2 separate regions of the Homo sapiens genome follow, and region 2 is linked to region 1. Evidence: chromatin contacts called from ENCODE Hi-C or POLR2A ChIA-PET data. All regions are on one chromosome and are shown on one strand. Each heading gives the region's core, a stretch centred on a gene start or an enhancer-like site at or near the end of the contact. The rest is flanking DNA. Distances are from core to core; before and after follow the strand shown. Region 1 holds the start of LOC124900784 (a long non-coding RNA gene). Region 2 overlaps MAML3 (mastermind like transcriptional coactivator 3).

The links. Hi-C counts contacts between places; a loop is a spot of excess contacts on that map. ChIA-PET counts read pairs that join two places held with the same protein, here RNA polymerase II (POLR2A). Pooled maps may share reads with other maps.
Region 2: a loop to region 1 is called in a pooled map, with 4 times the contacts of the local background. The contact joins two enhancer-like sites. A Hi-C loop is called at or near these places in 8 of 50 pooled maps. POLR2A ChIA-PET finds 5 or more read pairs at or near these places in 6 of 52 experiments (H1, HEK293, PC-3 and 3 more).

What each region holds. Positions count from the first base shown.
Region 1 is chr4:140,239,325-140,246,199 of GRCh38, reverse strand. LOC124900784 (a long non-coding RNA gene) reads right to left here and starts at 6,598. Exons shown (of 2, transcript XR_007058280.1): 1 at 6,469-6,598; 2 at 2,281-6,088. RefSeq lists a silencer at 2,557-2,746. Within about 2 kb of position 3,164, at least 20 of the 41 ENCODE cell types and tissues checked have a DNase peak (open chromatin) inside an H3K27ac peak, as active enhancers do.
Region 2 is chr4:139,975,067-139,981,941 of GRCh38, reverse strand. All of the region lies in intron 1 of MAML3 (mastermind like transcriptional coactivator 3), which reads left to right. Among named protein-coding and RNA genes, the nearest start is that of MAML3-AS1, 150 kb to the left of the region's middle. RefSeq lists an enhancer at 2,788-2,837. Within about 2 kb of position 3,066, at least 2 of the 41 ENCODE cell types and tissues checked have a DNase peak (open chromatin) inside an H3K27ac peak, as active enhancers do.

The DNA.
Region 1 (6,875 bases), core at 1,915-4,414:
CTTCTGACCAGAGGCATTTGAGGACTGGCCCCGCAAGGGAGCCCATCTGGAAAGAGCAACCAGCCCTGTGAACAAAGATTGGAACCATAAGCCACAGGTCAGTCCTTGACTTTCGTACAACCCAGATGCAACCACCAATTGTTCATCAGTGGATTGTGGCAGTTTGGAACTCAGGTTATAGAATCAGATGGCCTGGGTTCAAATCTTGACTCTATTGTTTAGTAGTCAGATGACCACAAGAGAGTTTCTCAACTTTCCTAAGCTCATTTCTTCACCTATAAAATTATAATAATCATACCTACCTTATAGAGGAGTCTATGAATATGTATGCTACTTGTTAGAACAGCGCCTGGCACATAGTAGCTGCTCAATAAATGTTTGCTAGATTGTTATCAGTCTTTATGGCTCCTCACAGAGAAATGGAGGTCATATTATAGTTTGCCATCGACAGGTCTGTGTTCATATTTCTGCCATTTACTATCAAACACTGAGGGCAAATTATTAAGAATTTTACAGGTCAGTTTCTTCCTCTGGCAAATACAAATAATAATAATACCTTGTGGCTTTTACAAAGATTAATTAGATAATAGGCACTAAACACAAGTGACAGGGTGTGGTATGCTATTGGGGCTCAGTATATGGTAATTATTATTATTTGGTCCTGATGGCCGAAGGTCTGGAAGTTTCTGCTGTGACAGCAGTGTTCCATATCTGTACTGTGTAATGTTGTAGCCATTAGCCACTTCTGGCTCCTGAATACTTGAAAGGTGGTTAGTACAACTATGGAACTAAATGTTTAATTTTAACTTAATTTTAACTTAAATATGCACACATGGCTTGTAGCTCATTCATTGAACAGCATAAGCTAGGTTGCTCAGGCCTTATCCTGTCCTCTCCATATTCTTTCCATGCACATGTCATGTACATCTCATTGACCTCTAGTGTCTATACCAGGGGTTTGGAAAAGAGCAGAGGGTGTAAATGTAGATTTTGGCAGGTTCATAAGTCTTGTGGCATAATCAAAAGAAGAAAAGTTGGTGAGTCTAGGGAGACCATTCCCTTCCCAGCTCTGTGTAATGTCCTTGGGCAGGTCATTTAGCCTCATCTTCAGAAGGGAGGTTTGATACTGACATGATTTCAAAGTTCCCACTTATCATATCACTATGGGGAGTGGATAAGAAATACTACACAAGAAATACTACACAAACTTAGACTTAGATTGTTTTTCAGGTTCTATGAGTTGCATTTAGCTATGTTCAATGTCTCCCAGATTTAAAGATGAGTGATGTAAGTGTTGGTATACAAACTAATATAAATGAATAGGCACAGATAAAAAAGAAATTGAGGCCAAGCAGAAATTAACCTCAGAGCAAAGAAAAAGGATATTGATGAAAAAGCACGTGTGTTCTGTCGGAGCCGAGTGCTCCTGCCATATCTTTTTGCAGCGATGTGGCCTTGTGACAGTGTGGACCAGCGCAGAGAGTGCTGGGGAACACTTGACTAGTGAAGACTTTGGATACATAAACCCATAACATGATGTGTGGTCTCCAGCTGAGTACAAAACCTAAAGGAAATTCTGCAAAACAGATCTCAAATCCACACTGAGTAGAAAGAGCACAGGACAAGGAACCTGGAGGCCAAGATTCCATTCCTGGATCTCTGACCAACCAACTGGGTGACCCACCCTTCATCTGCTAACTTCTTGGAGCCACAGTTTAATCATCTACACAGTGAGTTGGTTGGACCCTACTCCTGCCAGCTTGAAAAATCTGTGATTATGCTTAGAACCCTAGAAATTTCAAAGATGCTTTTCTATGCCAGGAACCTAAAGTGTGAGAAATTACAGGAGCTAAACCTGGTAACAATTCCCACACACAAACACACACACGTGCACACATCTTCTGTTAATCCTGCTGAAGAGTGAGGCCATGCCCTATCTAATATGACCCTGCAGTCCCTATCTGAAGCAACATATGGACCATAGGTGGTGGTACCCGCTTGGTTATAAGCATAATTGTGATGATTAGCCTTGATGGTACCCAAGGAGTATTTTTAGATTATTTAAAGAGACAGAGCAAAGCAATTCTTTGCATTATCAGGTTGTTATTGGTGGTGGTGGTGATATGTGTGTGTCTGTGTTAAGGCAAAATGGGAAAGCTCACCACCTGCTTCTGTGAATGTTGAAATATAATAAACACTGTTCTCACTGGGGATGTGCTGGTTCATAGCAGGAAAAAACAGCCGTGATTTTCAGAAAAGGAAAACCAGTGGCTAATGAAAACCATCCAGATAATTGAGTTTATTAATCTATTTGGCTTTAAGTCATCTTTCTCCACCATTTCCTAGTCTCTAAGTTCACAAGCTGTTTTGAAGCTCAGCTCCCTCCCTAATTCTCCCAAGGCAGCTGTGCGATAAATAACACTCCTTGCCCTCTCCTCAAACAACAGAAAGTGTTGGTTTTGGAGAACACCTGGGGAGTGAGTCCCCAGACATGCACACACCATTTTCAGACCGGGAAGTCCCTTTGAGGCGGTACTCACTGGACCCTGAACCCCAATCATCTCAGGAAGGAAATTAAGAAACTGCAGTGTTAGCTGAGTCCTTTGCCCATGTTCATTCTGTGCTGCTTCTCGGCCTTGCTGCCCCTCCAGCACCCAGACTGGCTACACTCTACACAAGAGCAGTCTCCGCTGCAGCTTTTACTTCCTGGTGACAGCCTGGCTGCCCTAGTAGGCGGGGATTTTCTCTTTTGTTGGAGCCCTTACAACTAAATTTATGACTCTTTTATTAGTTTGGCAGGTGCTTTAAGTGAGAGAGGAAAGAAGTGGCATAGCTTGCAATGTAGTTTCCGTTTGGAAAACGAGGAAATAGAAGTATTTATCCACAGTCATTTTCTGCTAAAAGCTTGCAAAGTTTTCAGGTATCATTAAGAAGGGGCCTTCTCACTGCTTCAAGCCTAGGTTTCTGGAACATGAAGGCTAGAGGGAGTCTGTAAGATCATGAAAACTTCTGCTGGTAGGAAAGGGGCCTAGACAGAGAAGTTAAATAACATGCCCAAGATCCTGCATTGCACAGCGAGCGAGAGCTCCAACACTAATGCCTGGATCAGCTCATTTCCCTGCATCTCACCACAACCGCGCCCCACTTCCTCTTTATCTCAATTTCTCTCTCTTTTCCTCCCTCCTCTGTATCACCTTCAAAAGGAACCTTTTTTGGTGGGCCTAGGAAGAAACAGTAAATCTATGGAAGAGACAAAGAAGGTTGCCAGCCTTTTTGCTTGCCTGCCTTCCTCCCTCCACTCCTTCCTTCCTGCCCTTCCCTTCTTCCCCATTCTTCCTTTCTTGATATTCGCTGTTCTGTCCTTGCCCAGGAAATAAAACTGCATTTTAAAGAAAAGTGCTTGTGCATGTGTGTATATGTGAGTGTGTGTGTGCATGTGTGTGAAGTGTGTGTGTGTGTGTGTGGAGTACATGTGTGTAGTGTGTGTAGTGTGTGTGTGTGTGTGTGTGTGTGTGTGTAACCATGACTATCTTTCCGGAATAAGCCAAAAAAAATGTAAATGGCCTTCCAAGCAAGTGGAACATATAAAATGATAGCTTTGTTTGCCTGTTCCTTGAAAACCTTAAAAATCAGTGTGTGGACAAATGATTCACACACCACAGACCCTGGGTTGCTGCCCTTCCTTTTGTTTTTCGAGATCATCCCATTTCCTTTGGGCTTCTCCCGGCTCTCCTCCAATCCACTCCTACCCTTGCCAAGTTGTCTTTTCCATTATTAGACATCCTAATAAACACTCCTAATAAATGCAGACCCTATAAACCAATCCAGGATGCTGCTTTTGGCTCCTCTGCCACCTTTAGGAAAGACTGATACCTGCATTAACTTTGTCATCTGTCCTGGAGAAACCCAGCTGAGATCTCTAACATATTCTGCTGCAAGCTGCAATATAATGGACATATTTAGTGTACATTCTGTTGTTAAATGGAATCTGCATTTCTAAGTGAACTAAAAATGCTTAATTATTAATAAACTCCCCAGGGATTGGTGACATTTGGAATGATTTTATCATGCTGTAGATATTTAACAACACAATATGTATGGTGGTATCTAATTCAACCTCTTTTGTTTAAAAGAACCTTCCTCCCAAAGTCATTTGGACTCATACACTATGTAGATTAGTCTCTGAGCATCCAGACCCAGGTAGAGGTAGAGGGAAGTCACTGAAAAATGGGATGGAGTTGAAGCTAGGGCAACAGTGCAGGGAGGGGTGGAAAGAGGCACCGAGGAGCCACATCCTGGGAGCTGGAATTGGTTTGGGGTGGGCTACAACAGGAGCTTTCATTGAGGCGGAGGCAATGGTGGCAATAAAAAGTTAATGGAAAGATCACAGGACTAGGAATTAGGGTGCCAGGCTTCTAGTTCTGCACCAATTTGCAGCCTGACTCTGAGCAAATTACCTCTCAGAGACAGAGTTTTCTTCTATATATGAAAGGCATAATTGCACCTTCCTTAGCTACCTTATAGAATTGTACCTTCCTTAGCTACCTTATAGAATTGTGAGCAAGGTATATAAAAGTATACCTTGGCTCCAAAAACTCAAGCATTTCATAACAAACATATTCAAAGGGGGAAAAAGGAAATGGTATTCACTAAGCACTGTCTACGTGCCAGGGGTTGCTTCCAATACTTTTACAAACATGAAGTCAATTAGCCTTTGCAAAAAATCTGAGACAAACCTGACTGCTCCCATTTGCAGAGTAGGAGATTGAGGTTCAGGGCCTTTGCCGAAGGTCACAAAGCTAGTGGCTGAGTCGGGCTGAAAGCCTAAAGGGAACAGGTACATATTTGAGCCGACAATATGTGAAGGAAAATGGGTCACAACTTTAATTTTTAAATAGGAATGTTCCATCAACCTAAGCATTTGGTTGACTTATACATGGTGATACGCATGATCACAACATATGAACATTAACATGAAATTTTAATTATTTTGCCATCCATCTAATTCTTGGCACAGTTCTGATATTAAGGAAGGAAAATCTCTTAGTGTCAAAAATAGATTTTTAAATAAAGTAAATGTGGCTCGGTGCGGTGGCTCACGCCTGTAATCCCAGCACTTTGGGAGGCTGAAGCAGGTGGATCACAAGGTCAGGAGTTTGAGAACAGCCTGGCCAACATAGTGAAACCCCGTCTCTACTAAAAATACAAACATTAGCTGGGTGTGGTGGCACATGCCTGTAGTGCCAGCTACTTGGGAGGCCGAGGCAGGAGAATCGCTTGAACCTGAACCCGGGAGGTAGAAGTTGCAGTGAGCCGAGATCATGCCATTGCACTCCAGCCTGGGGAGCAGACTGAGACTCCGTCTCAAAAAATATATATATAAAAATAAAGTAAATGTTTAGGAAGTCCTGCCATTAGGTTTATAGGATCTTGATCTGTTAGTAGTGGATTGACTGATGATATTGAATTTAACACTCATTACTTCCTCATTTCTGGAATTTCACTGTGAGTCTGGGTTTGGATGGCGTTTTAGACTCCAGTAGTAACAATTATTTCTCCTTCCTCCATTCCTGTTCAGCACCCTGTGTTCTCCCCAGGATGGTGGAGAGCTCATTTGCATACAAATGCTCAGCACGTTGTGGGTCCTGGTTGGCAGCATTCAGCCTGGAGATAAAGTTATTAATGGCTGTTTATAAGAAAGACAAATTGGAGCAGGGTTTGGAGCAAGAGACCAGAAGCCAGTCCATCACCTGCTCCCTCGGTGACCTCGCGTCACCTCTTCATGCTTCAGTTTCTCCATCTGTTGGTGGAAAGAATGATACATGATACCTTGCTCTCAGACTGTCAGGAACATCTTTGGAAAGCACTAGGAGATGCTGGAAGAGGCCCGAAAACCTTCATAGTTGCGTTTATGTGGTAAAATAAAACTTCATCTGATGGTTTATAAATTACAGAAAATATGATTTTTTTCTCTCAAAATAAGAAGATGAAAAAGTACTTATATTTCTTCATTCATTGGTCGACAGTATTTCATTAAATCCACTTCCATGGCTGGACCTAATGATTCATTTAAATATAAACAGATAACCTGTAGAAGGTGCACAAGTAGATGCTATTATTACCAATAGTTAACTTTACTACTGCAAAATGCATTTCTACACTACTTTTAACGTTTTTAGCATGCTTCCTCTCTCCCCCTCACTCCACAGTCACAGACACACACGCTTCCCCATGGTAGAATGGCAGAGAAATGGTATAATCTCCTCTATTTTACAAATGAGAAAACCTAAACTAGAAGAAGTCAGTAAACTGCCAACTCCATGCAGGTAATTACAGACAGAGTTAGAATAATCTAAGCCTTGAAACCCAGCGCTTATCCTTCCCAACTTCATTTTTTATAACCCTGAAGACTGGCTTTTTTTTCTCTTTCTGTTTTTGTACATCTTTTTTTTTTTCCCCTCCACTTACTGATCTCACAGGGCTACAGGTGCCTTCTCCATATTCCTTCTCTAGGAAGGCTTCTAAAGCAACTCTCATCTCTGAGGTTCTCAAGTAAAGTTTGCAGGAAAGTGAGAACTCAGGCATGACTGTTTGCTTGTTAAGCTTGCTCCTCCTTGTAAGCCCGAAGAAAAACCTGCCGAAAATCATATTACTGCGTCACTGGGCCCTCCAGACTGCTCTAAGTGGAGGATCCAGTCATGCTGCACAAGTCATCTGCAGGCTGAAATAGCTGCGTCGTGATGCTATTACGGACATGAGCTTGTATGAGCTTCTAAAGTGTAGCCAGGCTTAAGAATCAGAAGAGAAAGCATGGGTTGAACACCAAAAGAGCACCTTAAACTGATACTTTTTTCCTGTCGGAAATTAAATTGTAA
Region 2 (6,875 bases), core at 1,817-4,316, 260 kb after region 1:
GAAGCTTCACATCAGTCGTGATAAATCATGTCGATATCATGCATTCTTGATATGACGTGATGAGAATGGCACTTTATCTCTGTGGTCTTCTTCCTGAAAATCTATAACACGGGTCTAGTCATGAGAAAAACATCAGACAAATCACAGCTGAGACATTCTACAAGCTTGTCAGTCTCCAAATAGCTGGCCCATCCTCTCCAAACTGGTTATCTATAACAAGGAAAGCCTGAGGAACTGTCCCTGCCAAGAGGAGCCTAATGAAACATAATGACTAAAGGTAATGTTGGTATCTTGGATGAGATCCTAAAACACAAAAGTGACATTAGGTAAAAATGAAGAAAATCTGAGTAAAGTATGAATTTTAGTTAATAATAATGTGTCAATATTTGTTCATTAGTTGTGACAAATGTACCATGCTAATATAAGACGTTAATAATAGGAAAAACTAGGTACAGGATATATGGGAACTTTCTGTATTATCTTTGCAAATTTTCTTTACATCTAAAACTATTTATCATGGGCTGAACTGTTCCCAACCCCTGCCCACAATGTTCATATGTTGAATTCTAAAGCCCTAGTACCTCAGAATAGAACCATACTTGCATATAAGGGCTTTAAAGAGGTGATTAAGTTAAAATGAGGCCATTGGGGTAGGGCGCTAAGCCAATATGTCTGGTGTCCTTAAAAGAAAAGAAACACCGGGGTGTCTGTGCACAGAGAGATGGCCATGTGAAGAGGCAGCAAGAAGGCAGCTGTCTGCAAGCCAAGGAGAGAGTTCTCAGAAGAACCCAACCTTGCCAGGACCTTGATCTTGGGCTTCCAGACTCCAGAACGCTGAGAAAATAAATGCCTGTTGTCTAAGCCGCCCAGTCTGTGGTATTTTGTTGTGGCAGCTCTAGGAAACTAATATACTATTTCTAAAATAAAAGATTGTTTTTAAAAACAACATTGGCATTCTTTCTGTTCCCAACCCAGAACTTTTGCCTGGAACTCTTCTTGTAATTCAGATTTTAGCTTAAAATCAACAGAGAGGAGTATTCTCTGGCTACACAATTCTCTACCGCAGTAGCTTATTTTACTTCTCTGAGTGAGGCTGACCACCAATGGTTTTATTATTGTTATTATTATTATTACTTGTTTATTCATGTATTGCCTGTCTTCCTGCAGCAGAATACGAGCTCCTTGAGAGGAAGAACCTTGGCTGTCATGCTCACTGCTGAATCCCTAACACCAAATGCCACCATCAGTGCTGACTACATAGCAGACACTCAGTGGATATTTGTTGAATGGACAATGAATACCCCGGGAGTCTGGTGACTCTTGATTTGGACAACTTAACTCGATCATTAGACTAAAAGCACCTTTATGAGTCTTCCTAAGTTAACCGGGATCTAGAGGGTGAGCAGACTACAATCAGGGTAGCCCAGGGCATTAGATTTTTAATATGTTTGGACTCCATGTAGAGAAGTAAATCAGCCTGGGTCTAAACCAGGAATGGAGGCTAGGGAGATGATGTCTTAGCCAAAACTCTCACAAAGCTTCAGAGACTGGGGGAAAAAATCAAGTCAAAATAAGGCCACAGTAATGGCCAAAGGAGGTGTGTATGCAGAGGGTGGGGGAAGGGAATTTTCTCAGGGATCAAGGTGGAGGGTGACAACTGATTCTTAGAGTGGACCCAGTCTTTATTGTCTGTGGGTATTGAGGTTGTAAAGCCAACAGGATCCTTCTTCCAGATGACATGAGGGATCCCAGAAGCCAGGCCTCAAGCCCTAAGATAAAGAGGCTTGTCTGAACTAGGGCCTCCAGACAGCTAGCTGGAGTCCGGGCTGGGCTTGGCCTCTGGAAGATGCCGAATGCATAAAGGGAGAGCCCAGATCCCAGAAGCTCTGTAGCAGGCCAGCCAAACAGATAGTAAGATAGTCCAGAGAGAAAATAGCTCAGTGCTCAGTCAAGCCCTGAGACTGTCCGTACTCACCTAGACCCTGGGTGGGACAATGGGATATTCCTACTTACTATTGGCAGTTGTTCCAGAGAACCACTGCCTTAGTCCATTTTGTGCTGCTGTAACAACATACCCAGGACTGGGTAATTTATCAAGAACAGAAATTTGTTTTCTCACAGTTCTAGAGGCTGGGAAGTCCGAGATCACGGCACCAGCAGGTTCAGATGTCTGGGGAGGGCTACTCTCTGTCTCCAAGATGGTACCTTGATGCCACATCTTCTAAAGGGGAGGAACACTGTGTCCTCACATGGCAGAAAGGTAGAAGATCAAGCTAACTGAACACTGTGGGAAGCCTCTTTTATAAGGGCCTTACTGCTATTCATGAGGGAGTAGCCTTCATGGCCTCTTAAAGGCCCTGTTACCTCTTGATACTGTCACATTGGCAACACCTGAAGTTTTGAGGGGACACATTCAAACCGTAGCAACCACTAACCCAACTGTTAGTGGCTGGGCATGGATAGAGCTAAAGCAGCAACTAGAGAACACATGTGGACAGTATAGAAGGAGCTCAGCAGACAGGGGCAAATGGAGCTGGGAGGCAGTGGTGTCTATGGAGGGGTGGTTGGACAAGCTCTGCCTCCAAGCAGAAAAATGTGAGAAGGCATGTTTAAATGAATGCCATGTAAAAGAGCTAAAGAGGGAGCTATGAGCCAGGTAAGTCTAGACTCATTTCTAGCATGTTGAAGAGAAAGGCAACTTAGACCAAAATGTTTAAAATTTTATTTACAAGTTCTGTGGTCTCAAATCATTCTAATCCTTAGTTCTCTCACCTTTACAATGGGAGTAAAACTAATACTTTCCTTGCAGGATTGATGAAAGGCTTGTAGATAATGCAGGTGTAACACCTAATACAGAGCCGGACACATACAAAATGCTTCATAAGTAGTGGCTGATATTATGATTTTACTAGTACCACATAAGCAGGCTTGTTCCTTTGTTCTGTCAGTTTCTCTAAGGTAACTAGTCATAGAGCTCTTTGAAAGTAGTCATAGAGCTCTTTGAAAGTAGTCATAGAGCTCTTTGAAAGTGAAAGGAGGATGTGTACTTGTTTCAGTGCCATCTGGAAATGGAGAAGTGGCAAATCCGTTTCCTGCTATATAGCCAGTTCTGTGGGGAGGCCAGGTGGGCAGGCTGACTGGCAAGGTCTCTGGGGGGGATGTCATCCATGGGAGGGCCAAAGAGAGACACCAAGACAGATTAGGGATGGGGGACAAAGAGACCCAAGTCTCTTTGATAACCTGCCAGGGCCCAGATTGGAGCCCCTGAAGGAAGAGAATGTTGTGAATGCCTAGCGCAGTTGTGTGCTCTCTCTCTCTCTCTTTTTTTTTGATGTGGTTGATGCTGGGAAGTCATGGGAGGCATTTGGAAGACATAGTGAGGGTCAACTGCCCTTTACCCAGGAGGAGAAAGGGCAGAGACGCCATCCTCTGCCACTCGTTTTTAAAGCATTTGCAGATTTTCATTTTTGCAGGACTTTCCTTTCAGAGAGAAGTGGCACTTGAGACCACTTGCCACCTGTTGAGGCTCTTCTCTGCTCACTCCAACAGGCTTCCTGGAGAGGTCTTGGCTAATGCAATCTGGGCCTTGGGATAGATCTGCAGCTAGAGTTGGTGCTGAATCTTCCTGTGCTTGGGAGGCTCACCACTCCCAAAGATGGGGAGCCAGGAGTGCCATGCATCTCCACATTAGCTCACTTCCTTTGAGGCTGAAATCAAGAGAGAGACTTTGGTCCAAAGACTTTTTTTTGTAACCTTCTTGGGCTCCATTCTTCACATTTGCTTCCGAGTCAAGGAGAAGGAGCACAGACCTGAGGGATGGAGTGAATTCTAATCCAAGCTCTGAAACTGACCAGCTGGGGCCTGAAAGCAAGACTGTGACCTCAGTCTGCACCACTTCCCCTCCCATCAGTAAAGTGAGAGGATCCATTGTGCTACCTTCTGCAGTCCCTTTCAGCTTTGGTGTTCACTGATTCTGTGATGAATTTCCTGTAATTTCTGTGTAGGAACAGAAAAGAGCATAGAAGATCCTTTTTTTGTTTTTTTTTTGTTTTTTGTTTTTTGTTTTTTTGTTAGGGAGTTTCACTCTGTGGCCCTGGCTGGAGTGCAGTGGCAAGATCTTGGCTCACTGCAGCATCTGCCTCCTGGGTTCCAGCAATTCTCCTGCCTCAGCCTCCTGAGTAGCTTGGATTACAGGCACATGCCACCACACCCAGCTGATTTTTGTATTTTTAGTAGAGACGGGGTTTCACCATGTTGGCTGGGCTGGTCTCGAACTCATGACCTCAGGTGATCCAACCGCCTCGGCCTCCCAAGGTGCTGGGATTACAGGCGTGAGCTACCGCGCCTGGCCAGAACATCCTTTTAATTCTTATCTGGAGACTTAATCTATATGTTCATAATTAGTATTACCAGTAAGGGCAGAATGTTCCAAAGTAGGGTCTGACTGCATTTTTAAACAATGCAATTTGCAGAGCTCCACTCTTCCACTCCTTAGTCTTATGTGAAGGACACACTTGGACTAAAATGGTTATTGCTTTATCATAATTTGGGGATCTCTATCAGAGATGATTTAGGCCAGAGTTTCTCACCCTCGGCACTATCAGCATTTTAAATTAGATTCTTCTCTGTGGCGGGGGCCGTCCTGCGTACTCTGGGATGTTCAGCAGCATCCCTAGTCCATTTGGGCTGCTATGACAAGATACCATTAACTGGGTGGTTTATAAACAACAGAAATTTATTTCTCACAGTTCTGCAGGCTGAGAAGTTGAAGATCAAGATTCAGTGTCTGGTGAGGGCCTGTTTCCTGGTTCATAGATGGTGCCTTCTTGCTGCATGTCTCCTGGTGGAAGGGCCGAAGCAGCTCACCAGGAACTCTTATAAGGGCAAATCCCATTCATGAGGCTCTGCCCTTACGACCTGATTCCCTTCCTAAAAGCCCCACCTTCTAATATGGCACATTGATGATCAGGTTTTAACATATGAATTTTGGGGGAATACAGCCATTCAGACCATAGTACCTGGGCCTCTGTTTAATGGATGTGACACCCTCTTCTCCCCACAGTCGTGAAAACTATCTCCAGACATTGCCAGATGTGCCCTGGAGGGAAAAAAAAATCACCCTAGTTGAGAACCACTGATTTAGTTTTAATTTAGGGTATGTATTTAAAAGGCAGAAAAATAAGTATAGAATCAAACTTAATTAAGCAAATGCCTCTAAAAAACACTGAATTTTAAAAGAGGTAATAGTAAAATTTGAATTTGCAGAAATGTAGGACTTGCTTTTAAAGCTCATATCTTAAGTACATACTAACCACATATGGCTTCTCAACTGTACTTGAGATTTCTTCAATCAGGAAATAAGATCATCCACCTTTTTTTTCCTGAAGGTATCACCTATGATTCTAAGTAATATTGGATGACTGGATGTTAATGTACTATGCCTTCATAATTTCTAAAGAAATGTATGAATAAGATATTAACCTGACATAAATAGTACTTTCTTGCTGTGGCTCTAGTAAAGTCTTAACATCTGCACAGACTGGTAAAGACTTCATCACATCCCCTCTTGCTTTTTCCATTTCCAAGATGCTTATTACACCAAGGCTGATGTTAAAAAGATTTCTTGTCATCTGCTCTGATTACTGTTTTTGGGGGAGGAGAAAACATAATGAAGAGAAGAAGAAGAAAAGAAAAAAAACCAGAAGAACAGGATCTGTCTTTCCTGTATTTTGTGTTCCTGAGAGCTGATAGAGAACAAATTGTGAAATGTGGGAGGCTTTGCCCAGCATTCAGGCTGAAGTTGCCTTAAAAGGAAAGTATGGCACGTTACACATTTCCCACTTCCTTCTTTTTTAGTTTCCTTTTAGCCATTCTCAGAAATGTAAGCAGGAAGAAAATAGCAATCAATTATGTTTGGAAACAACTGAAGTTAAATCTGACTGATATTTGTTTATAAAACTATGCATCATTTTATTTTCAGTACATTTTCAGTTCCTCTTTTGCCCCTAACATTCTCCTAATTCCCATGGTGAATATATTTCCTTTAATCCAGGCCTGAACACTGAGATAGTTAACAGCCCCTGGTTGTTATTTCTTGATGAAGTCTCTCCTAGTCAGCTCCTTTTTTCTTCCCATTGCCTTCCTTTAGTCCAAGTTTTCATAACCTCTAGGCCCTCCACTTTGCAGTTCAATCTGTGAGGTTAATGACTTCACACCTTTTTCATTATATTCATGCCTTCATTCACTGGACAAATAGTTCCTGGGCCCCTATTCTAGGCCAGACACTGTTCTAGGCTTGAGACATACAGCAGTGAATAAAGCAGACAAAACCCCCTTTCCTCATGGAGTTTATACTACCTAAGGGAGGAGGGCAGTGGATAGAGACATTTTAGAAAGTAAATAAATCATATCACATGGTAGAATATGGTAGATGTAATGAAAAAAGTAGAGCAGGGAAGGGAGATAAGGAGGTATATGGGGTGTGTGTGTGTGCATGCCTGCACGCGTGTTCATGTGTGAGCCTGTGTGTATGGAAAGGGTAGGCTGCAATTTTAGATACGGTGATAGGGAAGGCTTCACTGAAAAGTGACATTTGAGCAATTACATGAAGGAGTAGCCAAACATGGAGATACCTGAGGAAAGAGCAGTCTAGGCAGAGGAAACGCATGTGAAAATGCTTGAAGTGTGCCTGGTATATGAGGAAGACTCTGAGGAGGCTGGTGTGGGAGAGGAGGACATAAGGCGACAGTTGATAGGGGTGGAAGAAGCAGATGCTGCAAAGCCTTGCAAGCCCTTGCAAGGACTTTGGCTTTTATCTGAGAGAGATGGGATGCTGCTGGATGGCTCTGAGAAGAGAATGGTGTGATCTGACTTGC